5 separate regions of the Mus musculus genome follow, and all the other regions are linked to region 1. The links are chromatin loops, found by intact Hi-C in ENCODE. Cell type or tissue: heart. All regions are shown on one strand. Each heading gives the region's core, and the rest is flanking DNA. Links, peaks and the distances in the headings are about the cores only. Region 1 has its middle 53 kb from the start of Usp3. Region 2 has its middle 7.3 kb from the start of Car12. Region 3 overlaps Aph1b (aph1 homolog B, gamma secretase subunit). Region 4 has its middle 7.4 kb from the start of Rps27l. Region 5 overlaps Aph1c (aph1 homolog C, gamma secretase subunit).

Region 1 (5,985 bases), core at 404-5,403:
GCATCATTGCAGACCTTGTCTGCACAAGGCATCTTAGTTATGAAACCCATAGCTATCTTAACACTACAGATCCTAGGATGCTATCAGAGAGTGGTTTCGTTTCCAGCAGCTTAGAGCCACGCTGTTGTGGGATTTCAAGGACTGGAAGCAACAGTCTTTCCTCTGCATCTGTTGAGCTCCATCTTAGACCTGTGAATCGGAATTACATTTCACCCTGGAGTGCTTTGGTGCACAGTCTCGTTTAATGAGCCTGGACTGGGAACTGGGGCGATAGTTCAGTCTGTAAAAGAGCAGAGCTTGCTGCACGAACAGGAGGACCTGAGTTCAGATCCCCAGGCAGAGGTGTGGGCACTGCATCAAGTGAGCATCAAGCTCACTGCAGATGCACACTTGTAATCCCAGAAGCAGACCGGAGGATCCTGGGAACTCAGTGACTAGTCAGCCTAGCCGATTGGTGAGCTCCGGGTTCAGTGAGAGGCCCTGTGCTTGTCGTATCCATCAAACGTACAGAATCTGAGAACATGCATAATGACCCCATGCATGCTGTTGTCTGAGGAGCACTCAGTTAGGAAAGATTCCACACCAGTGTGTGAGAACACAAGCACCCTCACCTGAGATTAGGGAAGAAGTGAGACTTGGGTGGCAAAGGCGACTGAATGCTTCCCAGTGCCCATGCCACCATCTGTAAGACCAACTCTGTTGTGCCATTTTTTGGATGAGGAGACTGAGGTCGTTTGACCAAGTCACGCACCTGGATAGCTGAAGCTCTAAGACTCTAATTTGTGCCTGAGTAGCCACTTTATAAGGCAAGCACCTTTCCACCACTCTGCTTCCCTGAGTAGAAAGCCTGCTCAGACACGCTCTCTCAGGCCCAGAAACCTCGCTGCCTTCACCCTGCAACCCTCTCGTCATTATGGCCTTCCTCCAGCTTCGTCCCCCTACCTTGGGTTTTAATCAGAGACCACCTTTTGAAAAGATATAATTTACACACCTTAAAACTCACCTTTTCAAAGTATACAATTTAGTGTATTTTAGTATATGTGCAGTTATGCAATGATTACCACTATCTAATTCCAGAACCTTCCCATCGCCCAATGAAGAAACCCTTCATCCATTACCTCCCATCCCCCCCAGCCTCTGGAAACCACTAATCTACCTCTGCCTCTATGAATCTGCCTACTCTGGGCATTTCAGATAAGCAGAATCATGTGATGTGTGGTCTTTCCAATGAGCATCTTGCAGTCGATAGAATGTTTTGGGGATTCATCCATACTACAGGCACCAGGACTTCACTCCTTCCTGCCAGGTAACATACTGGGTGTTCAGATGTTTGCCTTCTAATTAGTCATTCGTGAGCTGATGGGTGTTTGGACTGCTCCCACCTTTTCCCTGTTATGGAGAAGGAGAACAAGCTTTTATGTGGACATACGTGCTCATTTGAAACATTGATTTTGCTCAGTCATGTGGTGACCTCACGTTACGCTTACTGGGTGAAATACCGTGTCATTTTTTCAGAGAATATGCTCACTACTGTTTCTGATCTCTTCCTGAATTTGGACAAGAACACAACCAAGTCAGAGAGAGCTGGGAAGGAATGAAAAAGAAGAGGTGAGAAACAGCTGCTTCGGTGACCTTCAACCCAAACCACAGCAGCTGTCTAGGCCCAGAAGAGCAGTCGAAAGAGGAATTTGACACGAATGCAGAGAAAGCGGGTGTCTGGGGCTTGCTGCTGCTGATTGAACAGAACGAAGGACTCTAGTTCAAATCTCTTCTTGTACTACCTCACTGAGTGACCTTGGGCAGGGCCTGTCTCGCTCTGGGTTCTTTGGTTTCCCATGTATGGATCTACTGTGCACCTTATTCTTCTGTGACCCACCCTTACTGCCCCCATGGCTCTGGCTTGAGCTATTCAGGTGTCGCGATGTGCTTTGGGGATTGACAGAACGGCCACGGAGCTGCTGGGATCACACGTATACCTGGAGATGAGTGAAGACAGCTTCCCGGTTATCTACTCCATAACCAACAAGAGCCTTGCATCCCAGCAACAGGATGCTCTGCACTGCGGACTGTCAGTCAGGGTGGGGACCCAGATCTTGGTCACTGCACAAACGAGAGAGGAACACTAAACAACAGTGGCTGCCCCTGGGCCACAAGTTCAGACTTTTCTCCGAGGAGTCCCACTTGCTTTACTGCAGGAGAGATGCAGTTATTCCACTCCACTGTTTTCTCTTCCCAGACAAACCAGAAAACTACCCTTTCAGCGATTTCTATTTAGTGGGACTGTTTGAATTCCAAATGAGAAAGCAGCGGTGAGGTCTTTAAAAGATCATCAGCAAGGATCCAGCTCTGTCTTGTTTCCAAAGATAGAGTCCAAGCAGGTGAGGGCAAGCTAATGTCTGCTGATCCTTGCTACGTGCCAAACACTGTGGAACTTGATAATTCGTTCTCATCTCGTCTTACCCTTAATAGACTGTAAGATAGTGATGTTAGTCTTGCAAGAAAATGGAGGCAAGAAGCAGGAAGGCATCAGGCTAGCTGTCAGCTAATAGAGCTGGAAAGGTAAAACAAGACACCCTCCGTGGGTCCTGTGGCTTTGATCATTTGTGGACACTAGAGCCACATCAGCTGCCTGCCACAGTGGTTTGGGGCATGTCTCTACCTTAGCAGTGAGAAGAGAGGTAACCTGGAGCCTCCAAAAGTCAAGAAGGAATTGGGAGGATTCTAAGAAAGGAGAGAGCATGATGGGAATGGGGGATTTGAAAGGGCCAGAAGGACAGTTCCATCTTGTCAGGAGCAGATGAGCCTGGCCTGCCTCTGTAGCTCGCAGTGAGGCAAGGGTGCCCCACACCAGAGCTGGACACAGAGGAGCCTGGCTGCAGAGAGCTCACACGTGGTGCGAAGGCGCCCCCTAGGGGCCTGCTGGCTTTGCAGAGCCCAGGATACAAGGTCTGGCTCCTGAAGCCTTTCTGCACAGGGAAAAGGCCCCGTAGAATCAAAATAAAATGTAGGACCTCTAAAACCCAGGAAAGACGTGCAGAAAGGCTCAGGAACCCACCCGACAGTACCATCCTAAGAAAGACATTTGGTACTGTGACTTTGAGGAAAGAAAATCTAGAAGTTATCTTTAGAACTTCAGGTTTAAAAGAAAAACACATATAAGACTCTAAAAGTGATTGAGGTCCGCAGCTCTAACAAGAACGTGTATCCAACAAAGCCGTCATACAGCAGATAAGAAGGCAAGCCAGAGGCCGGGCGGTGACCAACACAGCCGCTACAGTTGGTGACTACAATATGCAAAGAGCAGCCACAAATCCACCAGCACAAAAATAGACACACAACGTTTACAATGGGGAAAGTGGGGGGCGCGTTGCTTTTTAACACAATCTCAATTGTTCAATTTTATCAATGAAGACTCGGAAGCCAGATGCTGAGGTGAAGTCCTGCTAACTCAGAGAGGCAGAGAAAACACACAGCTGACCGTCCTCCTCAGCCAATGTCTCACTGGGAATCCTGTCTTGCCCACCTGCTCAAAAACCTTCCTTCAAACTCAACGTCCCTCCCTTCTCCTTCCTGGGTGTCTCTCTAGCTCTCCTCCTGACTCCCTATTTTACTCACTATGGTTTTTTCTTAATCCTATGTTCACTTCCTGTCAGCTGGCTGTTTGCTCTGCCTGAGTTCTGTAAAGCTGTCCACGTCTGTAATTCCTGGACTTCCATGAGACAGTGGGTCAGAGACAAGAGAACCCACAGACTCTTGAGCAGCTAGGCTGGCACACATGTTGCCAAGGAGACCTTGTCTTGAGGTGAAAGGAGGGGACTGACAGAGGTTGTATTGTGACCTCCACACTTACTCCACAGTACACGTGTGTGCACACTCAAAGCACACCTGTAGTCCCAGCACTGAGGAGGCTGAGAAAGGAAGACCATGAGGTAAAGGTCGGTCTGGTCCCTTATCAATAAATAATCAATAATAAAATCGAGGGGCCTGAAGAGAGCTCAGCAGTTAGGACTGCTTACTGCTCTTGCAGAAGAGTCAGTTCCAGCGCTCAGCACCCACGTAGGTAACTCACAACCCTCTATAACTTCAATTCCAGCGAATATGACACCTCTTTTGACCTCCTCCAGCACCAGGCACATGCATGTTGCACATACATATTATGCAGACAAGGCTCATACATATAAAACAAAAAAATGAATCATTTTAAAATTAGGGAAAGGTCAAAGCAGGGATTTCAACCATGCAAAAATATAAAAGTAACACAGAAGATGCTCAACCCCTTTAGCAACAAGAAAAATGCAAGAGAAAGCCAAAATGAGATGCAGACCCACAACCACCCAGCTGGTGGTAGATGGAAATGGGCAGCGCCAAGCAAGGCGGCCGTGCAGAACAAGGAACGTTCCTGTGCGCTGTTGGGGAGAGCATAGCTGGTACAGCCACTAGCAGCAGCTCTGCGTGATCTGGTAAAATCAAAAACATGCATGTCACAGGAGCCAGCAGCTTCACATCTAGATAAATACTCTTGCATGCAGCCAAAGACATAAACAACCATTATCGCAACCCCAAACTGGAAGTTACCAAAACCTCCCTTCTCTGTAGGAGGAAGAGGTCACAGTACATTCCCACAGCCAGATACTACTATGCTACATGACGGGCGAGCCACAGCTGGGGGGTGCAAGCATCCTTTGTTTTGTTTTTGTTTTTGTTTTTGTTTTTCAAGGCAGGGCTTCTCTGTGTAGCCTTGGTTGTGGTTGTTCTGGCACTCACTCTGTGGACCAGGCTGGCCTCAAACTCAGAGATCCTCCTGCCTCTGCTACAATTCCATCCTCTTGATGGAAGCTCAGGGAGTGAAAAAACTAAACAATGCAGTGCCTGGCGGTACTGCTGTGGGCGATGATGCTCCTTTTAAAAAGCAAGGGGAACTGATGACATGGCTCAGTGGGTAAGACAGCTTGCTCTGGAAGTGTGAGAACCAGAGGACCTGAGCTTGAATCCACCACACCAAGGCTAAAAGGCTCCTGTTCCTGTAACACCGGTACTGGGCAGGCCAGACTGATGTAGAATGCTCGTAACTGAAAAACTCAGCCCAAAAAAAAAAAAAAAAATCGCAAACCTCAGCTTCAGGTTCCGTGAGAGACTCTCATCTCTACACGTGTATAGGTGTGCAGATCTGTGCACTTCAGGCATCCAACACACACATACCACACACACACACACACACACACACACACACACACACACACATTTAAAGGAAGAACTAGAGATAGGAAAGGACAGGAAAGCACTAAGGAGAAGCACATCAGGCACTTTCTAGGCACTAGGAGTATTTTAGGGGACTAGGGAGGTGGCCTAGTGGACCAGGCAGGTGTGAAGTTCTTGCTTCACAGGCATGAGAACCAGAAAGATCCACATAAAAAGAGAAGAATAAAATCATCTGTCTGCAACCCCAGCACTGCAGGAGGAGACAGGAGGGTTGGTGGGGCTTGCAGCAGCCAGCCTAATTCAGGCTCAGCAAGAGACCCACTGCAGAGGAACAAGACAGAATGAGAGCAGGGCATCTGCATCCTTCTCTGGCCTCTGCGCATGCTCCTGGGTGCACATACCTGCATGCACGTGTACATAGAGCACACATTCAGAAATTTTATTAAGGTTGGGGTATAGTTGGTAAAGTATTTGTCTAGAGGCACAAAGCCCTGGGTTCAATCCCCAGTACTATGTAACCTGGGTGCATGCCTGCAATTTCTGCACTTAGAAAACAGAAGGAGGAAGATCAGTTCAAAAGTCATCTTCAGCTATAAAGGGAGTTGATGACCAGTCTGGAATACCTGAGACACCATCCCAACTCAATTTTTTTTTCTGCCAGGCAGTGGTAGCACATGCTTTTAAATCTCAATGCTCAGGAAGCAGAAGCAAGCAGATCTCTGTGAATTCGAGGCCACTCTGGTCTGTGGAATGAGTTCTAGGACAGACAGGGCTATCAGAGAAACC
Region 2 (5,985 bases), core at 636-5,635, 60 kb before region 1:
CTCAGGGCTCTGACTCCACAGTTCTCCAGCGAAGGGGGAGAACATGAGCTCTCTGCACAGCTACTTGTTCTGTTAATGAGCTGTGCTTCAACCAGAAAAGAAGGTGGGGAGGAAGACAAAGGAGAGGGATGGGGCAGGAAGAAAGAAGAAGGAAAAAAGACTAAGCTGGCTCTCACTGGGCAGACTTCTATGTCCAAACTTGTGCAGGCTCATTGATGGGGATGTGAAAACGCAGCGAGTTTTACAGCTTTCTTCATGCCATGCAGCGAGGGCATGGATTCATAACCTCTGTGTGAACTGCAGCTCTACTCTGCTCAGTTTCAGGCAGGATCAGTAAGAGGACAGTGTGACCCGGAGGAAACAGTGCCAAACTCCTGGCTCTGCCAGGAACCAGCCCTAGAACCTTCACAAGCCTCTCACCCTGTGTATGCCTCTGTTTTCTGACCTCTTAGTTGGAACAAGAATGTCTAACCCCCTACAGGTTTGGGCCCATATGTGTGAAAGTGCTTTGGAAAAAAAATCAAATAAATCTGTGTGTGTGTGTGTCTGTCTCTGTCTCTGTCTCTGTCTCTGTCTCTGTCTCTGTCTCTCTCTCTCTCTCTCTCTCTCTCTCTCATCGCTCCTGAGCCAGCTTGGAATAAAAGGAAGTTTGGAGAATCTCAGCCTTAATTTTCTAATGAAAATGAAAACTGTATTCGTGGATTCCTGGATTCCAGTGTGGAAACTCTCAGCCCATCACTGCCTCCAGTTACCATGGTGAGGCTGGCTCAGTTACTTGGCCGTGGAATTCTTCAGCTGCTACGCTCCTGTTGAACGTGCAATGATGTATGTTAATCAGTCTTTACAAAATACTGCATAATTAATTTAAAAACCATGAAAGTTCACAATTCTACACACAAGATAATTTATCATTTTAAGAGGATGAGCCTTACCTCTTTCCAGGTATCTAGGAAATCATGGTTAGCTGACATGAAGCCGGCTTGGGAGATAGAATTTAACCATTATAGCTTGGATTTCTTGCAGCCACGTCTCCCTGCATACCTGCTTGCTGAATCCACTCTCCGCTAACCTCAGGAGTCTCAGATCCTGGTCTTGGAATTGATCCAAAGCATGTCCTCCCTTCACAGTGCAGGACAGCTCACATTCCATGAAGCTCGTAAGTGAAACATAAATTAAACAGTCCTAATATCAAACCCAGCAGCTTTCACTGAGTCAGACAGAAAGGCACAGGGGAGAAAGAGCTTGGGTTTGCATCTCCACACCACTCGCTGTCCTACATGACCTTGGGCACGCAGCCTTCTGCTCTGAGTATCTTCAGATACTGTCTGAGGAGTGGGGACAGTATCCCTGTAACCCCAGCACCCAGGAGTCGGCAGCAGGGAGAGCACACGTTCACAGCAAGCCTGGGCTTTACAGACAAACACCACTTCAAAAATTCAAAATGATAACAATAATTTAAGATAGCAAAGATACAAGGGCTATAGTAAATACACCCCCACAGAGCCATCAAGAAGTAATATAATAAGCTAGGCATATTTAAATGTGGCACGGGGGCATGCTTAACACTGCATACATGTAGTTCTCTTAAAAGGCCCTGCATGGCTGAAGGAGGAAGAGGCCAGTAATTTTGTCCCGTAATTCCATACTTGGTGTGGGCAACCTCACCAACTTCCATGGGCCTTCAGGGATGAACAGGCAAAAACTTCCAGATACAGTTTTCTCCGTGGTTCTATATATTGGCCCCAGTCATTCTATTGAAATAAGACACCTTCTAAACAGTAGGCTCACAGGCACTGGGTCGCAGGGAAAGTCTGATGTGGGGGACTCAGAGCTACTGCCACATAGGCTTGGAAGAAGCTGGAAATTTCCTCTGTGCTCGAGTATACAAGTACTTCCACTCTAGCTGTCTACAACCTCAGGACTTCGAGATCTGCTCCCTCATTTCAGGTACTTCCAAAGAAACCTGGCAAGCAACCCCCAGTTGCCTGCACGTCGGTGTGCAACCATCCCTACGAGTGGGTTGGAGGAGCATGCCTGTGATTTTTCTTCTTCTCTTTCAACTGGAGTTGATGCACTAAGCTGGGCCACCTCACTTAGGCGCTGAGGCCTAACAGTGCTCAGGGAGGAGAGTCTGGGGCAGCAGTTTATACAGCTGGCTTTGTAACATGGATAGACAAAGATGAGTAGAGAGAGCTTCTCCCTGGGCCCATAGAATTGAGGTGCCTCTCTGGCCAGCAGCCAGTCTTGCTGGATCTAATTTCCTCCCAAGCCCTGTGTTGGCTAAAGATTTGACTGGTGGTTGGTAGGGCATCATAGTTCTCTCGTGTGAGATGGCTTGACCAGTGAACTAAGACACCTCCCAAGGAGACATGGCATATCGAGACCACTGGGATGGCTAAATGCATCATGAAGTAACTGCTTTATACCCCTTCACTTGAAGATTTGGGGGTTCCGTGGCAGTAATTAAGTGACTAGCATGGAATTACTGGCTAAGCCTTATGGCTTGGGCCTGTAACCTCAGTACGTGAGAGATAGAGGCAGGAGAACTAGGAGTTCAATGCCAGTGTTGGCTGCACAGAGAGTTTGAGTCCAACCTGGGCTCCATGGCACCCTCTGCCAAAGATAAACAACAAAGTAATGGCTGATTACTAATGTCTATACCGTTTTTAACAATGATGTACAAAGCATGGTTCTGATGTTGTATGCCTCTGCTTACTACCCACAATTTTGTGAGTGGAAGAAATGATGGCATGCTACAGCCAGAGTTCCCAAAGAATGTTAAAAGAATCAGAAATTTCTAGTCCTACAAACTTGGACTCTCTCTGCAGATTTTATTTCCTCTAGGGGCTGGGGTGACCTCAATCACACTATCTTTATGATAGGGACTTAATCCCACTTAATCCCAGTGAAAATGTGTAAAAAATCTTTTCTAATACTTAGGAAGGAAGACCACCATAATCCGTAATTACAAAGTTGGTTGACACCTGTAACCAGAGAGTTGCTAATGAAGACATTGGGCATGCTTTAGGAACAAGACTGCCTGGACCCATCTCACCTCTGAAAACCAAATTAAACCAAACTAACATAGCCCCAACTCAGGGAGTAAATCAGTCAGACATAGTGAACAATGGAAATCCCAACACAATAGCTTGTTGTTTTCTTGTTGCTGTTTGCACACACAGCCTAGACCAGCCTTGAGAGCATCAGCTTTCTGTTTCCTGAGTACTAGATTGCGGGCACACATCATCGTGCCCAGATCACAGCAGTCTTATGTGACTAGCTGCCCCTAGAAGGGAAGTGGTAAGGAAGAGAGCAGAGAAGTGGTGGAAGGAGCTATCCTCCTTTGTAGCCTTGTCTAAACAAAAGAGGAGGTACAGGGCAATGAAAGGTAATTCCAGATCCATCCACTGGAGGGGAGTAGTGAGCAACATGATGATGGGCAAAGTGCCCTGGGAGAGACAGGAAACAACTTTGTATGTTGACCTGCAACAATGAAATAACTCAGCCACATGAGTTTTAGAAACAAAGTTATTTACATGTAATGTTTTAAAGGCAGAGAAAGCCCAATAATCCATCCTATACCCATCAATTCTTCACTTTTTTACATCTTGTTCTCTTTATTGTCCATGTCAATTAAAAAACTCCTGATAACCTTGGGGCAAATATGTTGTCTCACATGTACTACACTGCTACAAGAACTTACATTGAGGAACTGGAGACATGTTTTCAGTAGTTAAAACATGTAGTTAAGAGCATTTACTGCTCCTGCAAAGAACCCAGTTTGGCTCACCTCACCCACATGACTGTTCACAACTGCCTATAATTCCAGCTACAGGGGAATCCAATGGCCTCTTCTGGCCTTCAAGGGTACTGCATGCATATGGTATACAATACCCACCCATACAGGTAAACACATAAAAATAAATCTCACTTGAAAGGCAGGAGCAGGTAAATCTCTGTTAGTAGCCAGGATGCTCAACATAGCAAAGTCCAGGCCACCCAGGGTTACATAGTGAGATAGAAAGAAAGAAAGAAAGAAAGAAAGAAAGAAAGAAAGAAAGAAAGAAAGAAAGAAAGAAAGAAAGAAAGAAAGAAAGAAAGAAAGAGAGAGGAGGGGAGAAGAGAAGAGAAACAAAGAGCTAATTTTTGTTCCCAAAACACATACACACACACACACACACACACACACACACACTGGATTCTTTAGTTGGTCTGCAGCTCATGTTTGTTTATGGTGGTATTTGAAGTTAGGGATCAACCATAATTCTTCTATGTAGTGAGCCAGTCCCCTACACTATCTATGCAGCAGTCACCCCTTCCTGTTGATTTGTCTGCTACACATCAATTGCATATGCACACTCATGTACATTTTTAGCACTTTCTTACCTTTGTTCTATGTAAATGTTTTATTATGTAGCTGTGCCGGTTGACCTTTCATGTCCCTCTTTCTCAACTGTATGTCTGCAATCATCAATATCATAGAAAAAGTAGCTCCCTTGATCTTTATAGTCAGCAGGTCATGGACTTGAACATGATAGCACAGACCATGGACACCCACATGGTCTCTGATGTCAACATGGTCTCCTGTGGCAGTTCAGACCATGGACATCAACATGACCCTCTTCCACTGCACAGGCCACGGACACCATCCTAGCCCTGACAACAGTACGGATCAAAGATATTAATATGGCGTCAGGTAGCAGTGCAGGATTCTCACGTCAACATGGCTCTCTGCAGCAGTACAGATCACAGACATCTAGATACCCAGATGGCCTTCAGTGGCAATACTGGCCACAGACCCCAGCTGAGGTAGGACTGGGGACCCAGACATGGCCCTCAGCAGTAGCATGATAGGCTATACCCATTAACACGTCTCAGATGGCTACCCACTCATAGCAGCATGGCCCCTCAGCAGCGTCCACAAACATCAGCATGGCCTCAGGGGCAGCCCAAACCGACAACATCTGTATGGCCTTTAGTGGTAACTTGGCCAGGAACATCAGCAGAAACATCCTGGCTGCTGTAACACCACTGACATCCACATGAACCTCAGGCTGCAACATGGACAAGGGCATCAGACCACAGATACCAAGTGGCTTCCAGGGGCAGCTTGGACCATAAAGGTCTTTTGAGAAGATCCAATCCAGAATATGAACAGTTCTTCATACTGGACATCTGCTGTTGCTCAGAACCAGGGCAGTTGTGCATGTGTCTGGGCAGCATGTTGTTCAGGGGCTGAGTTAGAGGGCAAGCCCGGGCTGCTGTCACAACCGTGTTGACCTAACTCAGCAACTCTGTGTTTCCCTGTCTACAGCAGGCTTCTCTCACACCTAGCATTTCCACCATGTCTCCATCAAATATTCATTTATCCTAGAGCATTGGAAACTGCAGTGTGTCACATAAGTGGTTTGGTTTGATATGGGTTTTTATTGTTTGGGTTTTTTTTTTTTTTGTATTTTGTATTTTATTTTTGTTTTTTTGCCCAAATAGTTTTGCATGCTATGGTGGTTTGAATGTTAGGCCCAGGGAGTGGCACTATTAGGAGGTGTGGACTTGTTGAAGTAGGTGTGGCCGTTGAAGGAAGTGTGTCACTGTGGCCATGTGCTTTAAGACCCTCATCCTAGCTCCCTGGAAGCCAGTCTTCTCCTGTTTGCCTTTGGAACAGGATGCTGAACTCTCAGCTCAGCCTGTACCATGCCTGCCTGGATGCTGCCATGCTCCCGCCTTGATGATAATGGACTGAACCTCTGAACGTGTAAGCCAGCCCCCATTAAATGTTCTTATAAGAGTTGCCTTGATCGTGGTGTCTGTTCACAGCAGTAAAACCCTAACAGAGACACATGCAAATATTCAAGTTATTAGTCTACTTATGAAACACCATAAGTACTGGGCCATTGCTGAGACTTCTCTCAGATATTCTGCTATTGCTCAGAGTCAGGGCAATCTTGCAGTTAGTGAGGGAGTCCAGAGGAAGGTTCTATGTGA
Region 3 (5,985 bases), core at 349-5,348, 140 kb before region 1:
CAACTGAAAGCCAATACATTGGAGATAAAGACCTAAGACTATGGGAAGTACAAAATTCAAAGAGGTAGGTCTCTCAGGATGATCAAATAATATTCCCTGGGCTCAGAAATTAGATCACTGATTTTATTCCTATTGAACTCAATCCATATTGGCTTGCTACTATTATTTTTAATTTTTCCTTTTATGGAAACATCAGCTAGATGGAGTTGGCAGAAATCTCACTTGACTTCAGTCATTGAAAATGTGCTGGATCAGGTGTGGTGGCATTTGCTTTTAATCCCAGTCTTTGGGAGGCAGAGGAAGGCAGACCTTTGTGAGTTTGAGGACAGCCTAGTCTACATATTGTGTTTTAGGATATTCAGGGCTATGTAGACAGACTCTGTCTCAAACAAAAACAAAACAAAACAAAACAAAACAAAACAAAACAAAACAAAACAAACAACAACAATAGCAAAAGACTATTGTGTTTGACTTAAATGGACTCTGGACTGAGCATGTAGCCTGATCTGAAGCTTCATTAATAGCTAGTTTTGAAGGGTCCTATGACCTCCTTCATATACTGCTTTTTAAAAAGTAAAAACAACAAAATATGTGTGTGTTTTTCTTTTAGAAAAGCCAGTGAGGGTTTGAAAAGCATAAACCCTGAGGAGACAGCACCCTCGATGCGACTGTTGGCCTATGGTAAGTTAGACCCTGTGGTGTCATGAAGAAAAATAGTAGAAGTGCTGGAGAGATGGCTCAGCAGTTAAGAACACCTACTATTCAGTTCCCAACACCCACATAGTGGCTCACAACCACCTCTAATTCTACCTCTAGGGGACCCAACACCTGCAGATGGTACACATAAACTCACGCAGGCACCAGTGTGCATGTCTACATACATAACACACACACACATACATACTCTCCCACATGCACACCTGTACATGGTACACATAAACTCATGTAGGCACCAGTGTGCATGTCTACACATACACATTCTCACATGCACATGTAGCATGGACGCACACATACATACATACACACACACACGCATATGCATGCCCATGCACACATAACACACACACACACACACACACACACACACACACACACACACACACAATCTAGGTCTCTATGTAGAGTTAACTCAGTCTGGCCCAGGGGTCTCACCTTGCAAACAGTTAATCCCTCACATCTTCTCTTGTCCCTTCTGTGCCCGTCCCTTGTTCATTTACCCACTCCTCATGCTCTGCACTTTCTCACGTAGCCTTCCAGAGCTGGCTGGCCGGTGCTTCAGCAACAGCAGGCTGTTTCCTTCCCTTTTTCCTTCCAGTCCAAAGACCCAAATCCTCCTCAGCCTTGCAGCAGCACTTTCTCTGCAGCTGTAGGAACCACTCCATGCCTTCCACATGCCAAAAAAGCAGACCCTGTCCCTGCAGTGAAACAGCATTCCCCAGACCTTGCAAATGAGAGCTGAAGTGGATGCCTAACAGGAAAAGGGTTTACCGGTGTTTTTCTTCCTCTTTAGTTTCTGGCTTGGGCTTTGGAATCATGAGTGGAGTGTTTTCCTTTGTGAACACCCTGTCTAACTCCTTGGGGCCAGGCACAGTGGGCATTCATGGTGATTCTCCTCAGTTCTTCCTTAATTCAGGTATGTGCCATAGCTGTGGGTGTTCAGGGTTCTGCTCTAAAGGATCATCTGTATTGCATTCATTGGCTTCAGAATTCAAGTGAATGATGATTTATTTTAAGCTTTTTAAAAAGATTTATCTGTCTGTCTGTCTGTCTATCTATCTATCAATCTATTTATTATATATGAGTACAAACACGCCAGAAGAGGGCACTGGATCCCATTGAAGATGGTTGTGAGCCACCAGGTGGTTGCTGGGAATTGAACTCAGGAACTCTGGAAGAGCAGTCATCTCTCTAGACCCCTGTTAAGCCTTTTAAAGGCAAGATATTCTTAGGCACTATAAGTGAAGGACCTGGGAGTGGGGGCAGGGGTTTGAGTGCTTTGGAATATGACAGATTTTATCTTGCATAAGAAATATATATATATATATATGTATATATATATATGTATATATATAGTTGAAACATTAGCAGCTAACTTTTAAAAAAAATTTTATTAGGTATTTTCCTCATTTACATTTCCAATGCTATCCCAAAAGTCCCCCATACCCACCCCCCACTCCCCTACCCACCCACTGCCCAGCAGCTAACTTTTATGAGACATATTCTCTTTATTTTGGGATTTTATATTTATTTTTAACATAAGCCTGTAAGCCCTATTTTTTCTTCTTGTTTAGTGCTAAGAACTCAGTATAAGACCCCTAGCCCTAAATTCTACTCTTTGATTTATCTATAACTTGTTGATATTTACAGATAGGCAGTATGATATCTTTCAATTCAGAGTGAAAAATAATAGATAAATTGATCTTTCTATGCAAAGATGTAGTAAAAGAGGACCAACTCTTTTCACATTGCTTTTTCTTCTCTAGCTATATGTTATAGTACAATGATAACAAGTTTGTTTTATAGTCAGAATATTATTTAGGTCTAGATCAATAGCAGTTCTATCATTGAAATAAGGGAATTCATATACCCTTTTTTTCAATTAAGTCAGTGTCCACACCCAGGCTAATGCTCATTAAGGGAGGTGACCATCTTTAGGGAAATACAACCAAAAAATAGATAGAGTTTCAGTAGATTTCAATAGAATAAAAAGGTTGTACAGAGAAATGGCCAATTTTAAAAGCTGTAATGGCTTAGAGCCATCTGTCTTATCATGCCCATGTCCCTGAGTGCATTGACAGTCCTCCACCATTCTCTGTTTCCTTGTTAGTTCGAATCTCAGCCTCTCCTATGGACATCAATTCTGTCAGCCACTCAAGAGAACCAGTTCTCTGTGCAGCCAGCAAGTTAGTCTTCCCTGTTGGAAAGGTCTTTGACTTTCTGAGGCCTGCGGCATACAGTTCAGACTATTTAACTCCAGCTCTGAGTTAAGGAAGAGTGTGCTAATAGGTCATGCTTAACACTGCCTCCAACAGAGCCGATTACCTTCTAAACTGGAACATTTCTGAAATAAAATTTAAAAGGTAAAAATGTTAAGTTTGTAAAAGCAACAAATATAGTTTTAATGGTTCATGTCTTAGAATCTAGTAGAAATTAATAAGATACCTTCCATGTTTCTTGTAAATTTTCTTATAGTTTACATTGTTGCAGGAGCCGGTTCCTTCCATGTCCTTTATTGCTACAGGTTTCTGTCCTCTAGATGGTGCTAATTCCCTTCAGAAAGCCAGCTGTTTTCAAGGCCAGCTTAAAATGAATCCCTCGGAAAAGTATTCTAATTACCATTTTGTTCCTGAAATGGTAATTAGAATAAGTAAGGAGTATGGGGTTGTTAATTAGCATCTCTATCTATGTCAGTTGTGTTAATAATGCACATCATGTATGATACATGTATATACATGGATTTTTATGTTACCGACAAGCATAGTTTATGAAGTACACATAGTATACTTACATATAACTTACACATAAATGTAAGTTAGTTCTTTGTTATCTGTGGTTGTGGAGCAGAACAGCAGTAATTAGAGTCATTGCTATTTCTTGGAAATGTTTGGTAGAGAAGGAAGTATGGGATTGTGGTCCCAAGTTCAAGTCATATCCTGGATCACTAATTTAGTATTTGGGGAGAAGTCCTTTTGATTATTTAAGTGTGCAGTCTACAAATAATTATTAAAATCTTCTCCATAGCTTTTGACTATAAAAACAAACACCTAACTACACAAAGCATAAAATCAACTACAGAGAGGAAGAGTAGTGTAACATTCACACAGATGCAGTGGTTTATACCTATAATTACCATACTCGGGAGACTGGGGCAGTAGGATGCCAGTTGGTCTAGGGAACAGGACCCTCAACAGCAAATTTATGAAAGCTATAGAGAAGAGAATGTATCAAGTATGCCTACTGAAAAGGTGACATTGTGCTGGATCTTAACTTTTTTTATTACATTTATGTGTGTGTGTGTGCATGTATGGATATTTGAGAACAATTTAAGAAAATTGGTTCTCTCCTTCAAAAAAGTATACCCAGATATTAAACATATATTGTTAGTTTTGGCAGCAAATTCCTTTACTTACTGAGCCATGTTCTTGGCCCTGTGTTTTGTCTTAGAGCAAGTACTAGGTGTGGTAGAATGTGGAGGAATGCATATTGAGGGAAAAAGGACAATCTGTGTACATATGTGTATGTGTGTGCATGCACACACATACATATACACATACAAACACACATACATTGAAAGAAGGAGAGGAAGGAGATGATAGGATAGGGGAAAGGAAGAGAGGGAAAAAGTTGTTTTAATTTTTTTTTGTTTTTGAGGGTGTCAGATAGCCCAGGCTAGTCTCAAACTTAGTATGTATCTAAGGATGACTTTAAAGGTCTGAGCCCCCTACTTCTGTCTCTATTCCCCCAATTGCTGCACAACTATCCCTGGCTTGAGTTCTGTGATTCTGGCATAAGAAGGCAGTTGAAGATTCATAGAGAATCTATAAATTAAAGTCATTTGGTTCTAGACTGTAGAAGGCTTTGAATGCTAGTTGGAGATGTCTGACTTGACAAAAGAGGAAAAGTCAGTCCATTAGACTTCTTAATAGGAAGGATCAAGACATTCAGACCTAGAACTTAGAAGCAAGATCAGGGCCAATGAGGTCTAGATGATACTTGTCTGAAGCTTACAGGGTAACACTGTTTTGAATAAGAACAGACTGAAAAATGTCACCAGCAAGAGTATTTCCCAAGTAGTTGGACTCTCGGAGCTAACCCTGGGAGCACACTTAACTGATCTTAGCACCCATGGCAATGTCCTGAGAGAAGGGTGAGCAGAGGCTGCCAGCTAGATGCCAAATGCCTGTGGTAGTGAATTCCCTTATTCCTTGATTGACATCAAGAAACATTATGATTTAAAAAGAATTCCCATTGTGTCAGGTTTTGCCTTAGTCTTTTGACTCAGGTATATTAAAAGAACTAAACTTAGCCCTAGGCATCTTAAGTGGTCTCAGTGTCACACCATTGGCAGCCATCTGTCCATAGGAACTGTCCTCTTCAGAAGGATGTCTAGACCTGAATTGAATCCTTTTAGTGTGGTCTGGCAGAGCTTGACATGAAGATATTGTCAGAGATGTGACAACTTACTGTCCTGTAGCCACAACAGTTATGTCTTTTAATATTGTTTTGAGAGTCTCTTACTTCATGTAAATAATATGCATGTTCCCAATGTGTTTGTCCTCAGTCAGCAACATGCTCTTGAGATGGTTCATACTGTGGGTCATATACAGTAGCTCACTTTATGAGCACACAGTATTTTGCTTCTCCGTTGGGGTAAGGGCGGGCATTCTTTGTTATTGCAGCAGTGCTGGTGTAAGTATTCTTGTATCTGCTTGTGCACATTTATAGGAATGCCTGCTTGCCAGGATTCTGAAACTTGACCTTGTATCGATTCTCTAGAAAGGCTGTTTAAACTGGCTGTGCTGGGCTCCTGCCCCACTGCTTCTGATTCATGGGTGGAATGGGTACCAGTAAGTTGCACTGATAACAGGTCCCCAGGCTAGTGATCGCTTGATCTGAGAACTACCTGGGTTGGGGTATAGATAAAGTACATAGTGTAGCTTAAATATCTTGCTGGATTGACACAGACAGACTAGTCTCCTTTGCTTGGCAATGCCATGTTATTTTTCCTTCAAGCAGGGAAGAATGGAACTCTAGCTTGGTGTTTTACTGTCTGGTGGGTTAAAGCTCATGGTCTCTTTATTACGTGGCAGGAAAGGGAAATCTATATGCCCTTTTCATGTTAAAGTAAAAAGAATATATGGGGCTTGCCTGCTTATAAAAAATGTTACCTCAGGACATAGGACACAAGAAGAATCTTAGATAATTATAGTGATTTTTAATTGCACTATTTTAAATTTTTTATTACATTATTTTTTTAAAAGTTCT
Region 4 (5,985 bases), core at 540-5,539, 290 kb before region 1:
GTTATTTCATTTATTTACATTTTAAATGTTATCCCCCTTCCCAGTTTCCCCTCAGAAAACTCCCTATCCCATCCCCCCTCCTCCCTGCTTCTATGAGGGAGTTCCCCCTCCCCCCCCACATTCTCACCTCACCACCCTAGCATTCCCCTATGCTGGGGCATCAGGCCTCCACAGGCTCAAAAGATTTTCCAACATATAGCAAGGACACATGCTCCACTATGTTCATAGCAGCCTTATTTATAAGAGCCAGAAGTTCAGTACCCCTCTTTTAAATGTTATATATAAATAAACTCAGCCAGATGTGATGGGTGTGGCTGTAATTCCAGCATTTGGGAATCAGTGGCAGAATTACTGAAAGGGTTCCAGGCCAGCCTGGGCTACAAAGTGAGACCCAGTCTTAATAAACAAACAAATGGAACTTTAGTAGCCAGATGAGATCTCCTAGAATCTAGCCTGCCAGCCTTCCAGGGTCAAGTCTCTGGCCTTCTCCTCATCTCCCCTGCCATCTCTGCCTGCAAACCTTCTGTCTGCCCAAGCCACCAGGGAAGAAACAGAGCTACTTACTTTGAGTCATAGGAAGGCACTCTCTCCAAGCTTCTGGTGATCCTGCAGCCCATAGGAAAGATGCTCTGAGGTCAGCATAAACGAATGGCTGGAACCTCTCCCTTTTGTGGACTCTTATTGCCTACATTAATCACTTTTTAATAACCACTGCTGTCCCATGCATACTTTGTCTGTATTCTTTCGCTTAAAATTCCACATGCCACTCAAAGGTCAGGGTTTGTTCGTTCCTCAGATGCTAGAAATGAGCTGCGAAAGCCTGCCACTTGACACAGCTGACTCGATGGCTGCTCTTTGTGGACTAGCTGTGTGGTTCAGCTAGAATCCTTCTAGTTTCAACTTTTCTGGATCTTTCCTGGTGAATGCCATTTATTATTCCTCCCTTAATTTTTTGGATGAAGAAAAAAAAAAACCCAAAGACCTCTGAATTCTGGGTAGTCTTCAGTTAATTCACTTCTAGAACCGGGAGAATAAGCTGTACTTGTTTGGGGATTGATGACAACACAATGAATGTGGCTTCTTCTCTTGGGAAGTGTGCATAAGCGAAATAAATGGAATTCTTTCCGATTTTCCCTTAGCTAAAAGCTGATCAAAAGGCTGTAGCTAAAGGGCTCAAAGTGTTAAGTAGAATGAATGGTGCTTTCATTATTTACAACGAAAAACTCCACTATTAATGGAATGTCTGTAACATACAGAGGGCAGATAATGTAAACCCCTCTCTTGGGAGCATGGAGACTTAACTGAAAGCTGTTTTCTTGACTATAAAATGAAGTGTGTGTGTGTGTGTGTGTGTGTGTGTGTACAGGTATGCATATATGTGTGGGTGCACATAAGTATGTGCACATATGTGTGCCTGTGTGTACAATGTATATGCACATGTGTGTACATGTGTGTAAAATGTATATGCACATACATGTGCATGTGTGTACAAGCCAGAGGTCAAACTGTGTAAGTTCCTCAGCAGCTGTCCATCTAGTTTGTTGAGACAGTGTCTTTTTACTGGGTCAGTTGGGATGCCTGGCTGCAGAGCTCTGGGGATCCTCCTGTCTCCCCAGTTCTGGGCTTACAAGCCTACACACCATGCCTGGCTTTTTATGTGGGTGCTGGGGATCATAGGTTCTCATGCTTAAGTGACACGAATTTTGCCCACTGTCACCTCAGTCCCCTAAAATAAAAATAATTTCATAAAGTGTCTCATCAGATGAAACAGTGCATAGTGTAAGCGTTTAATAAATGCTAACTACAATTCATTGTGCTAGTTGACTTTTGAGAGAGAGAGAGAGAGAAAGAGAGAGAGTCTCTACATAGCCCTGGCAGTCCTAAAACTCACTCTGTAGACCAGGGTGGCATGGAACTCACAGAGATCCATCTGCTTTTGCCTCCTGAGTCCTGGGAATAAAGGCATGTGCTACCACCCCAAATGCTTGTCAATAGTTGAAAAACTAGTTGGGGAACTGGTAAGATGGTTCAGTGCGTAAAAGTACTTGTGATGGAAACCTGACAACCCGAGTTTATGGACTGGAAGGTAGAAGGAGAGGAGCAACTCCACAAAGTTGTCCTCTGACCTCCACAAGCATGTGCATGTGCATGTGCACACATTCACACACACAAATACATACATACATACATACATACATACATACATACAACAACAACAACAAATAAAAATAAATTTAAAATTAAGATCTCAGCTTGAGCTGGACCTCCTGGTGGTACAGGCTTATATCTCAGCCACTTGAGAGACCAAGGCATAAGAATTGTAAGCTCAAAGTTGCATGGGATACCGAGTGAATTCAAGGCCAGCCCGAGTGATCAGAGACCCTATCTCATAACTAATTTCTTGTTCTTTTTCAGGGCTAGAGCTATACCTTGTGACACAGTGCTTGTCTAGTGTGCATGAAGCTGGGGCTCAGTCCCAGTACTGAAGAAGGAAGAAGTGACTTAGGCCTCTACATCTTATGTTGTTGATCCAATGTCTTTACATTAGCTCCACCTTAAGTAACGTGAATATTTCCCATCTGTATAAAGAACGCATTTCATCAAAAGAAAAGAGACTGTCCTTTCAAGTTCCAGTAGGTGGCGCAAGGAGCTACTTGTCCTACATGTGCTGGCCAAGAGAGAGGTAGGTCATCTTTGTTTCAGGAGACTTCCCCATCTGCCTGGTTTGTGCTAATGACTCCACACATAGCTATGTAATTTCCTTCAGACACAGTCAATGGGTACCATCGGTTTTCCTGAAGAAGGTATACAGTGTATTAGACAATTGATCATGAGTTTATTTACCCTTAGTATCTTCTCCTAAATATTGCATTCATCTGAAACTAGTTAACTGAATTAAAATTACTTAAATTCCTCTTACACAAAAATGTCTCTACATGAAGCATGGGTCCTAAACATGTCAAATTATGATGATGTCTTGTTCAAGTACCCAGTAGAGGCCTGTTGTTATGAATGAGGGCAGCTGAGCAGGCTTTGTATAATGTATAATCTCAAGCAATGGCATTTGGCAAATGAGTTTGTGGCATGCAAGGTCTATGTGTGCTGGTCCATAGTTTTTTCTCATTTCTGTTGTGTAAATAATCCCATCGTGCTGATATCGAACTATTGAAGGCCAGAGAGGTTCCCTGGAGCAGGAGTTACAGATGGTTGTGAGCTACCAGACATGGGTGCTGGGAACCAAATCTGGTTCTCTACAAGAGCAGCAAGCGCTCCTTAACTGATAAGGCCATCCCTCCAGCCTCAGAGGACTGGTTTTGAAGGATAGAAGAAGCCTGGTTAGGGATGAAAGCCTAACCATCAAGAAGCAAGCTCTGTGACCGGGAACTGGGACTCGCTCTTGTCATCAAAGCAGAAGACAAGAAGTCAATTCACAGTAGCTTGTGTCCCTGAACTACTGTAATAGGGTACCTCAGAGCATTTAGCTAGACACAGGACTTACCTTTGAATCTGGGGCAGGGCCATACCTGCATGTCAGAGTCAGAGTCCCTGAACTCGGCCTGATCAATTGTTGGAGAAGCTGGATAGGATTTGGATGTTCCTGATGGCTGGTGTCTGTCTGTTTGTTTGTTTGTTTGTTTGTTTGTTTGTTTCTGAAAGATACATGATCAGTGTCATCTGGAGGTACAGTGGAGGTACAGATTGCCCTATAGAAAAATCCCAGGCTAGACAAAACCCTGAGTGTAGCATCATAATCCCACCCACTTCCCTACTTCACAAGAAAATATACCAGGAAATGACTAGATGAAGAGAGAGCATCGTTCCATAATTTTTTACCTCTAATCTTACCATCAGGAATTACCTGTGTGCCTGCCACTGTCAGGCATCGTGACAAAAACCCCAGGGTGGGCATCAAGCCAGGCCAGCGTGATGCAGCAGATCCCTGGCTTAGCCCCTCTCCTTGCCCGCCTATGGGCTTAGCTCTGGCTTGTTGAGTTTCAAGTAAACGAGACTTCTCACACTTGCCCTGAGCCGAAAGTGAGCTGAGCACTGGCCATGTGCCAGGGCCAAGCCCCATGGGAGTGGGAACAGAATCCTGAGAGGCCGGCCACTGGGAATGAAGACGGCTATCCTCTGGCTGCCTCCCTTACCCTCCCAGGGCAACCTAGTTTCTCATCTCTTCTCCCAGATACTTTGGTTTCTTCTTTCCACAGCCCACTTGCTCTCGCTTCCCTGTGCACGCACTGAATAAGGCCTCACCTCCCTTTTATATGCTGTCCTACTTCTGAGGCCAACTGTGGCTGACCAGAGTTCTCTGTCCCAATTCCAAATGTGGCAGAGAGAGAATCATTGTCTCAGTGTGGCTCTACAGTGTCTGCCCCAACCATCTGTGGCCAGGGCAGCAGAGATACTTGAGGTGATAGTAGCTCCTGTAGAGGGGCCTGGGGAAAGGAGGCATAGGTCAATGGAACCCCACAGGGTACTACTCCTTCCTAAGCATTGTCACGACTTCCCGTGGCACTGAAATCCTCTCTAGACTGTCCATTGCTGTTCTGTCTTCTCCCTGAAACATGGGATGTTAATTGAATATAGTTTGTTTGTTTGTTTGTTATAAGACATTCTCTCACTGTGAAGCTTTGGCTGGCTTGAAGCTTGCTATGTAGATGAGATCAGACTCATAGAGATCCATCAGCTCTGTCTCCAAGTACTGGGGTTAAAGGCTTGTGCCACCATACCCATTGGTCATAGTTTCTTATAGAAAACATTTTCTCCATAATCTCAGGGGGAAAGATGTCAACAACTTGAGGCCATAATGATGTCTGTGGTCCATGCAGCTGCTGGGACCCATGTCTGGGTCTGCAGCGGGGATTGGGGAGGGGTGTTGATGTCTGTGGCCCGTGTTATCACTGAAAGCCATGCAGATGTCCATGGACTGGGCTGCTCCTGGGGACTGTATGGGTATCCATGGCATGCACTGCCACCAGAGACCATGCTGAGGTCTGTGGCGTGTGCTGACACTGGAGGCCAGGTGGATGTGTGTGGTCTGTGCTCCAGCTGACTGTGAAGGACAAGGAAACTTCTACTGCAGTGGTATCGACGACTGCAGACGCACAGTTGAAAAAAGGGAGACACAGAAGGCTTCTGGGACAACTCCTGTCCCTTAATAAAAGGAACAACCTATACAGGAAGCCACTAAAGAGAAGTCATAAAAATTGTGATAAGGATGATGGTGTACAGTCCCTCACAGTTGATGGCTAATGGTGGGGGGCTCAGTAGGGGGAAGGATTCGTTTTTCTTGAAGGGGCTGGCCACAGGGAGTTTGAACATGCTCCAGTGACTATATGGACAACACAAAATGGACTTTTTTCTTTTTTTTAATCTTTAGGTTTGAGGGGATGGGCAGAAGGTCACTGGGGTAGAGGGAAGACCTGGAAAACTGGGAAGCAAAAGTGATCAGGGAACATTATGTGATATTCCCAAATAATCGATACAAATATTATGTTTAAAAATCTCTACAAAAAAAAAAAAAAAAAACAGGCTGTGCTCATGTGGAATAATCAAATCTGGAGGTGAAGCATGGAAGGAAGAAAGTGTTGAAATGACAATGGCAGGCATGCTAAGAACTCAGTTGACAAGATCTAAGTGTTCCCAGGAGCAGGTTCTACAACCTACAAAATGAATATGCACAAAACCCAAGCGATTCATTTGCAAAAAGCCTTTTAACACAGGGCTATCATGAATATGTGAGAATTGGTTCAATCGTACTTCAAGGAACCAAATAATAAAATCTGAAATTAGGGGTGAGAGGCAGAAAACCTAGAGGTCCTGATCCCAGTGGATTCCTGCCCCAGGTATAAGACAGCATTAAAGGAGCTATGGGCCAGGTTTTTAAAACCTGTTTCTAGGTTTGAAAAGCAACTGAGACTCCTTTCCCTATAATCTGTAATTAATGATGACAAGAGGAGGAGGGGTGAGGAGGAAGAGGAG
Region 5 (5,985 bases), core at 653-5,652, 180 kb before region 1:
GGAGTAGGACAAGCTGGGGGAGGGCAGGCTGCAGGTGCTGCTCAGTGATAGATGCTGTTCTTGGCGTGTGTGAACAAAGTGCTAAAGAAGGGTGAGAAGGATTTTGGTTCTTTGGAGTGGAAGACAGAAGGGAGGCTGGGAGAATATAGCCACAGTGGAAAACACATCAGAATGCCAAGAAGTTGGAGATAAAGATATAAGATTTTGAGAAAAAGAAAATCCAAAGTGGTAGATCCCCCAGGATAATGAGAAGTATTTACTGATCTCAGAAATGAAAACATTGCTGTTAATTCCATTGAGCTTAATCCCTATTGGTTTATTACAAATATTTTAAATTTTTCCTCTTATGTAAACCTCAGCTAAGAGAAGTATAAATCTCCTTTGACTTAAGTTGCCAAAAAATATGCTGGGTTTCAGGTAAATGGACTCTGGACTTAGAGTGTAACCTGATCAGAAGCCTCATTATTATCTAGTTTTGAAGGGTCCTGTAAAAACCTAAACACACACACACACACACACACACACACACACACACACACACACAAACAAACAAAAAACAAAACAAAAAAAAAACCCACAGCTGTAAATTTTTTAAAAAGGTATTTCTCTTTTAGAAAAGCCAGTGAGGGTTTGAAAAGCATAAACCCGGAGGAGGACATAGCACCCTCGATGCGACTGTTGGCGTATGGTAAGTTAGACCCTGTGGTGTCATGAAGAAAAATAGTAGAAGTGCTGGAGAGATGGCTCAGCCTTTAAGAGCACCTACTGCTCTTGCAGAGGACTCGAATTCAGTTCCCAGCACCCACATAGTGGCTCACAACCTCCTCTAACTCTACCTCTAGGGGATCCAACACCTGCAGATCCTATACATTGGTACACATAAACTCATGCAGGCACCAGTGTGCATATCTACATACACAACACACACACACACACAAATACACACACGCACTCCCACATGCACACCTGTACATGGTACACATAAACTCATATAGGCACCAGTGTGCATGTCTACACATACACATTCTCACATGCACATGTAACACAGACACACACACACACACACACACACACACACACACATACACACATACGATCCAGGTCTCTATGTAGAGTTAGCTCAGTCTGGCCCAGGGGTCTCACCTTGCAAACAGTTAATCCCTCACATCCTCTCTTGTCCCTTCTGTGCCCATCCCTTGTTCATTTACCCACTCCTCATGCTCTGCACTTTCTCACGTAGCCTTCCAGAGCTGGCTGGCCGGTGCTTCAGCAACAGCAGGCTGTTTCCTTCCCTTCTGCCTTCCAGTCCAAAGACCCAACTCCTCCTCAGCCTTGCAGCAGTACTTTCTCTGCAGCTGTAGGAACTACGCCATGCCTTCCACATGCCAAGAAAGCAGACCCTGTCACTGCAGTGAAACAGCATTCCCCAGACCTTGCAAATGAGAGCTGAAGTGGACGCCTAACAGGAAAAGGGTTTACCGGTGTTTTTCTTCCTCTTTAGTTTCTGGCTTGGGCTTTGGAATCATGAGTGGAGTGTTTTCCTTTGTGAACACCCTGTCTAACTCCTTGGGGCCAGGCACAGTGGGCATTCATGGTGATTCTCCTCAGTTCTTCCTTAATTCAGGTATGTGCCAGGTATGTGCGTGTTCAGGGTTCTGCTCTAAAGGATCATCTGTATTGCATTCATTGGCTTCAGAATTCAAGTGAATGATGATTTATGTTAAGCTTTTTAAAGGCAAGATATTCTTAGGCACTATAAGTGAAGGACCTGGGAGTGAGGGCCGGGGTTTGATTGGAGTGCTTCGGAATACTATAGAATTTATCATGCATAAGATCTATATCTTCATTTTGCTATTCTAAAATGTTAAAGTATATTTGAAATATTAGCAGTTCATTTGTATGAGATAAAGTCTTTTTGTTTTTGAAATTTTATATTCATCTTCAATGTAAGCCTATTAGTCTTAATATTTTTTTCTTTATCTAGTACTAGGGATTAAATACATGGCCCCCAGTTCTAAGTCTTAATATTTACTTAATCTACATCTCAGTGCTTTTTAGATTTACATAGTATGGTTTAATCTTTAAGTTCAGAGAGAAGAAATGATAGATTAATTGTCTTTTATGCAGATACTATTAAAGGACAAACTCTTCACATTGCTTTTCAATCACCAGCAATAATGATAACACATTTGTTTTATAATTAGAATATTATTTTCATTAAATTTCACATTTGTTTAAAAATAGAGGAAAATATGATTTATTGATTTATTTATTTATCTATCTATTTATTTATTTATTTATTTATTTTGGTTTTTTGGGACAGAGTTTCTCTGTATAGCCCTGGCTGCCCTGGAACTCAATCTATATATCAGGCTGGCCTTGAACTCAGAAATTCACCTGCCTCTGCCTCCCAAGTACTGGGATTAAAGGCATGTGCCACCATGCCTGGCATCTGTTGTATTTATAATTGTCTGACCCACAGAAGTTATGTCATTGAAATACATGAACTCATAAATCTATTTTTTTTCAACTAAATCAGTGTTTACACCCAGGCTAATGCTCATTAGGGAGGTTACCATCTTTAGGGAAATGCAACCAAAAAATAGATAGAGTTTCAGTAGATTTCAATAGAATAAAAAGGTTGTATAGAGAAATGGCCAATTTTAAAAGCTGTAGTGGCTTAGAGCCATCTGTCTTATCATGCCCATGTCCCTGAGTGCATTGACAGTCCTCCACCATTCTCTGTTTCCTTGTTAGTTCGAATCTCTGCCTCTCCTATGGACATCATTGCTGTCAGCCACTCAAGAGAACCAGTTCTCTGTGCAGCCAGCAAGTTAGTCTTCCCTGTTGGAAAGGTCTTTGACTTTCTGAGGCCTGCGGCATACAGTTCAGACTATTTAACTCCAGCTCTGAGTTAAGGGGGAGTGTGTTAATAGGTCATGCTTAACGCTGCCTCCAACAGAGCCGATCACCTTTGTAAATATTTCTAAACTGGAATATTTGTGACATGAATTTTAATGACCATAATGCTAGATTTGTAAAAAAAAGAATCAAATATAGTTTAAGTAGCTAAAGTCTGTTACTGCTTCAGTTTTACGAATCTTCTTAAAGTTTACAGTGTTTAAGGAACTTCTTTCCATCCTCCTGTATTTCTGGCTTCTGTCCTCTAGATGGTGCCAACTCCCTTCAGTAAACAAATCTGTTTCAAGGCCAGCTTAAAATGAGTGCCTTGGAAAAGTAGATTTGTTCCTAAAATGGTAATTAGAGTAAGTAAGGAGTAGGAAAGTAAATAAACCTCTACTTATGTCAGTTGTGTTAATAATACATAAATTGTATGATGCCTGTATATACATGGATTTTTATGTTACAGACAGGCATAGTTTATGAAATGAACACGTTTGTCCTTTGTTATCTGTGGAGCAGGCCAGCAGTAAGTTAGATTCTGCCATTTCTTGTAAGTTTGCTAGGGAAGGTAGTATGGGATTGGAGTTCCAAGTTCAAGTCATATCATATCCTAACTCATTAATACTTGGGAACAAGTCCTTTCCATTATTTAACTATATATTCTGTAAATAACTATTAAAGGTTTCTCCATGCCTTCTGCCCATGGAGGAATAAAAGCAAACACAAAGAATAATGTAGATGTTACAGAGAGGAAGACAGGCATGGACTCACATGGCAACAGGAAAGGTCTCTGCCTTTTTCATATGTACCTCAGGTGTGAGTGACTGACGTGACTACTGTTTAATGCCCCCAACCCCAGTTGTGTGCTAAATGATAAAAGTTAAGGCTATCTTGTTCATGGCCATCCCCAGAGCCTCATGGAGACCTTTGTTACTGGATGGCACTTAAAAATATTTACTGAAAAATAAATACGAGTTTATGGAGGAAGTGCCATTTGAATAGAAAATTCTTAAAGATGATTAATAACCAAGGCCAACAAAGGAAAGGGCTGCAGGGAGGGATGCTCCAAGTAGAAGGAAGAGGCCCTACAGGCCTCCATTTCCAGTGCTTTCAGACAGGACAGAAGCAATGACCAAAAAGCTGGGTATGGTGGCATATATACTTTTAATCCCAGGACTTGGGGGTGGGGGAAGCAGAGGCAGATGGATCCCTACAAGTTCAAGGTCAGCCTGAGCTACATAGTGAAACACTGTCTAAAGAAAATGAAAAATGAAGAAAGAATGCCTAGAGTCATTAAGCATTAAATGAAACTAAACTCAGTACTACAAGCATTTGAAAGTCTAGCCTTCCTCAACAACCTCAGCTAGAACCCATGTGGCTCTGTGACTGTGTGGCTGTGTGTATTAGGAATCCTGGCATTTGTGGGCCTGTTTAACAGCCAATTCTGTTTAGTTCTGGCTCTACAGTGCGGGTCCCTCCTGAACCTCCCCTTGCAACCTACCCACATCTCTGCTAAAGAGTCACAGTGATCACTTCAGGGTGGCTGCATGGCATGGTTTCTAGAGGAAGCATTCACATTGTAATTTATTGTATTGTGGCATAGAATCGATATGCATTATCTGTAAGAAATTACTCTGCACACTTTAGAGATTAATGAAGGAAGCAGCTACTCCTTAATGACAGTGTATGACTTGTTCCGGTGAATGCACAAAAGGGAGCCAGCCTCAAGCAGGACATTTTACCAGCTTATATAGACCTGAGGCATACACATTCAACATACACTGTCAACCTTAAATCTCCTTTGCATCCTAACTCCAGGTTGCACTTGAAGACAAGAAACAAGTCTGGCAACTTGGGCAGTTGGGAGATTTATATAGCAAAGACATTGCCAAAAGTGTTTCTTAGGTGCACCAGGGTTGTTCTTTTTGAAGAGTTGTTACCTAGGGTCATCTTGCTCACCTGACAGAATTAGGCTTTTCCTAATGAGAGCACAGGTGACTTAATGATCTGCTAGGACTTAATGATGGGAGTCACCCTATACTGGCACCATGAGCTACCTGTTAGAGGCAGGATTTTTGGTATGGGATGGGCCTAGTGGCCAACTTTTAAGTCAAGGTTGTCTAATTTTATATGGGAATGGAGCTGAGTTGGATATTTGCAAAGGTAATTGACATGGAGATGTGGAGGCAACATTAAGAAACATGACCCATTAACACACTTTCCCTTAACTTGTGGCCAGATTTAGAGGATCTGAACTGTATGCTATAGACCTCAGAAAGTCAAAGGTTTTCAAGCCGATGAACTTGCTGGCTGTACAGAGGATAGATTTATTTGAGAACATAATTTTGGGTATCATGGCATATGTGTGGAGGTCAGAGGACAACTTGTGGGAGTCAGTTCTCTCCTTCTGCCACTGTTACAGCATTGGGTCTTTCCAGTGAGAAATCATTCTCTATAGTTAGAGATTAATAAACAAGTGCTCTTTTATAATAGCATGCATCCAGCTCTGGCTAATGCCTGAAGAAGAGCCAGCCTCAAACAGTAGACCTCCCTAACTTATATGTACATCTTAGGCTTATGCATTTTATATATGCTGTCATTCTTAAACACTCCCCTCATAGGTTTACAATGTAAACAGACAGGATGGTGTAAATCTGGAGACTTAGCAGATGAGAGATTTATACACTAAAGACATTGCCATAATTATTTTAAGTACACCAGTGTTGTTTGTTTTTTCAAATAGTTGTGACCAGGAGTCATTTTGCCCATCTGTTAGAATTATGCTTTCTCAAGAAGAGAACTGTGTGAGCTTTATGACCTATAAGAATTTGTCAGTGGTTGCAACCCTGTGTTATCCCCTTGGGCTGTCTGTTATAGGCGTGTTCTTTGATATGGAAATAGGCATAATGGTTGGTTTTAAGTCAGGCTTGTCACTGTTGTCTTGGGAATAGAGAGCCTACACTGGTCAGTCCTGGTAAACAAACACATCCTAGCATTCTTCACGATTAACAGGCCTGGTTACTACTTACCTTTGGGGTATTTTGGAGAAAGTGCTCCCTTAGCTAAATTCTACTTTATATG

The links. A loop is a pair of places that touch in the nucleus more often than their neighbours do. Peaks named below come from ENCODE experiments on the same cell type or tissue, not always from the same donor. Only the 100,000 strongest peaks of a DNase experiment are listed, where the experiment ranks them.
Region 2: a loop joins it to region 1, with 6 times the contacts of the local background. A loop is called at or near these places in 23 of 42 quality-filtered maps.
Region 3: it touches region 1 in a loop (10-fold over the local background); 27 of 42 quality-filtered maps call a loop at or near these places.
Region 4: it touches region 1 in a loop (12-fold over the local background); 14 of 42 quality-filtered maps call a loop at or near these places.
Region 5: it touches region 1 in a loop (9-fold over the local background); 19 of 42 quality-filtered maps call a loop at or near these places.

What each region holds. Positions count from the first base shown.
Region 1 is chr9:66,643,335-66,649,319 of GRCm38, reverse strand. No RefSeq gene overlaps it. Among named protein-coding and RNA genes, the nearest start is that of Usp3, 53 kb to the right of the region's middle. In heart, for the core only: a CTCF peak has its summit at 2,909 (motif pointing left); a DNase peak (open chromatin) is centred at 2,889; H3K27ac peaks cover 337 bases.
Region 2 is chr9:66,703,384-66,709,368 of GRCm38, reverse strand. No RefSeq gene overlaps it. Among named protein-coding and RNA genes, the nearest start is that of Car12, 7.3 kb to the left of the region's middle. In heart, for the core only: a CTCF peak has its summit at 3,415; a DNase peak (open chromatin) is centred at 3,368.
Region 3 is chr9:66,785,294-66,791,278 of GRCm38, reverse strand. Aph1b (aph1 homolog B, gamma secretase subunit) reads left to right here. Exons shown (of 6, transcript NM_177583.4): 3 at 611-681; 4 at 1,511-1,633. Among named protein-coding and RNA genes, the nearest start is that of Aph1b, 7.1 kb to the left of the region's middle. In heart, for the core only: a CTCF peak has its summit at 3,248 (motif pointing right); no DNase peak of the experiment used is centred there.
Region 4 is chr9:66,935,715-66,941,699 of GRCm38, reverse strand. No RefSeq gene overlaps it. Among named protein-coding and RNA genes, the nearest start is that of Rps27l, 7.4 kb to the left of the region's middle. In heart, for the core only: CTCF peaks have their summits at 2,404 and 2,619 (motif pointing right); a DNase peak (open chromatin) is centred at 4,039.
Region 5 is chr9:66,823,376-66,829,360 of GRCm38, reverse strand. Aph1c (aph1 homolog C, gamma secretase subunit) reads left to right here. Exons shown (of 6, transcript NM_026674.3): 3 at 615-688; 4 at 1,502-1,624. Among named protein-coding and RNA genes, the nearest start is that of Aph1c, 8.3 kb to the left of the region's middle. In heart, for the core only: a CTCF peak has its summit at 3,166 (motif pointing right); no DNase peak of the experiment used is centred there.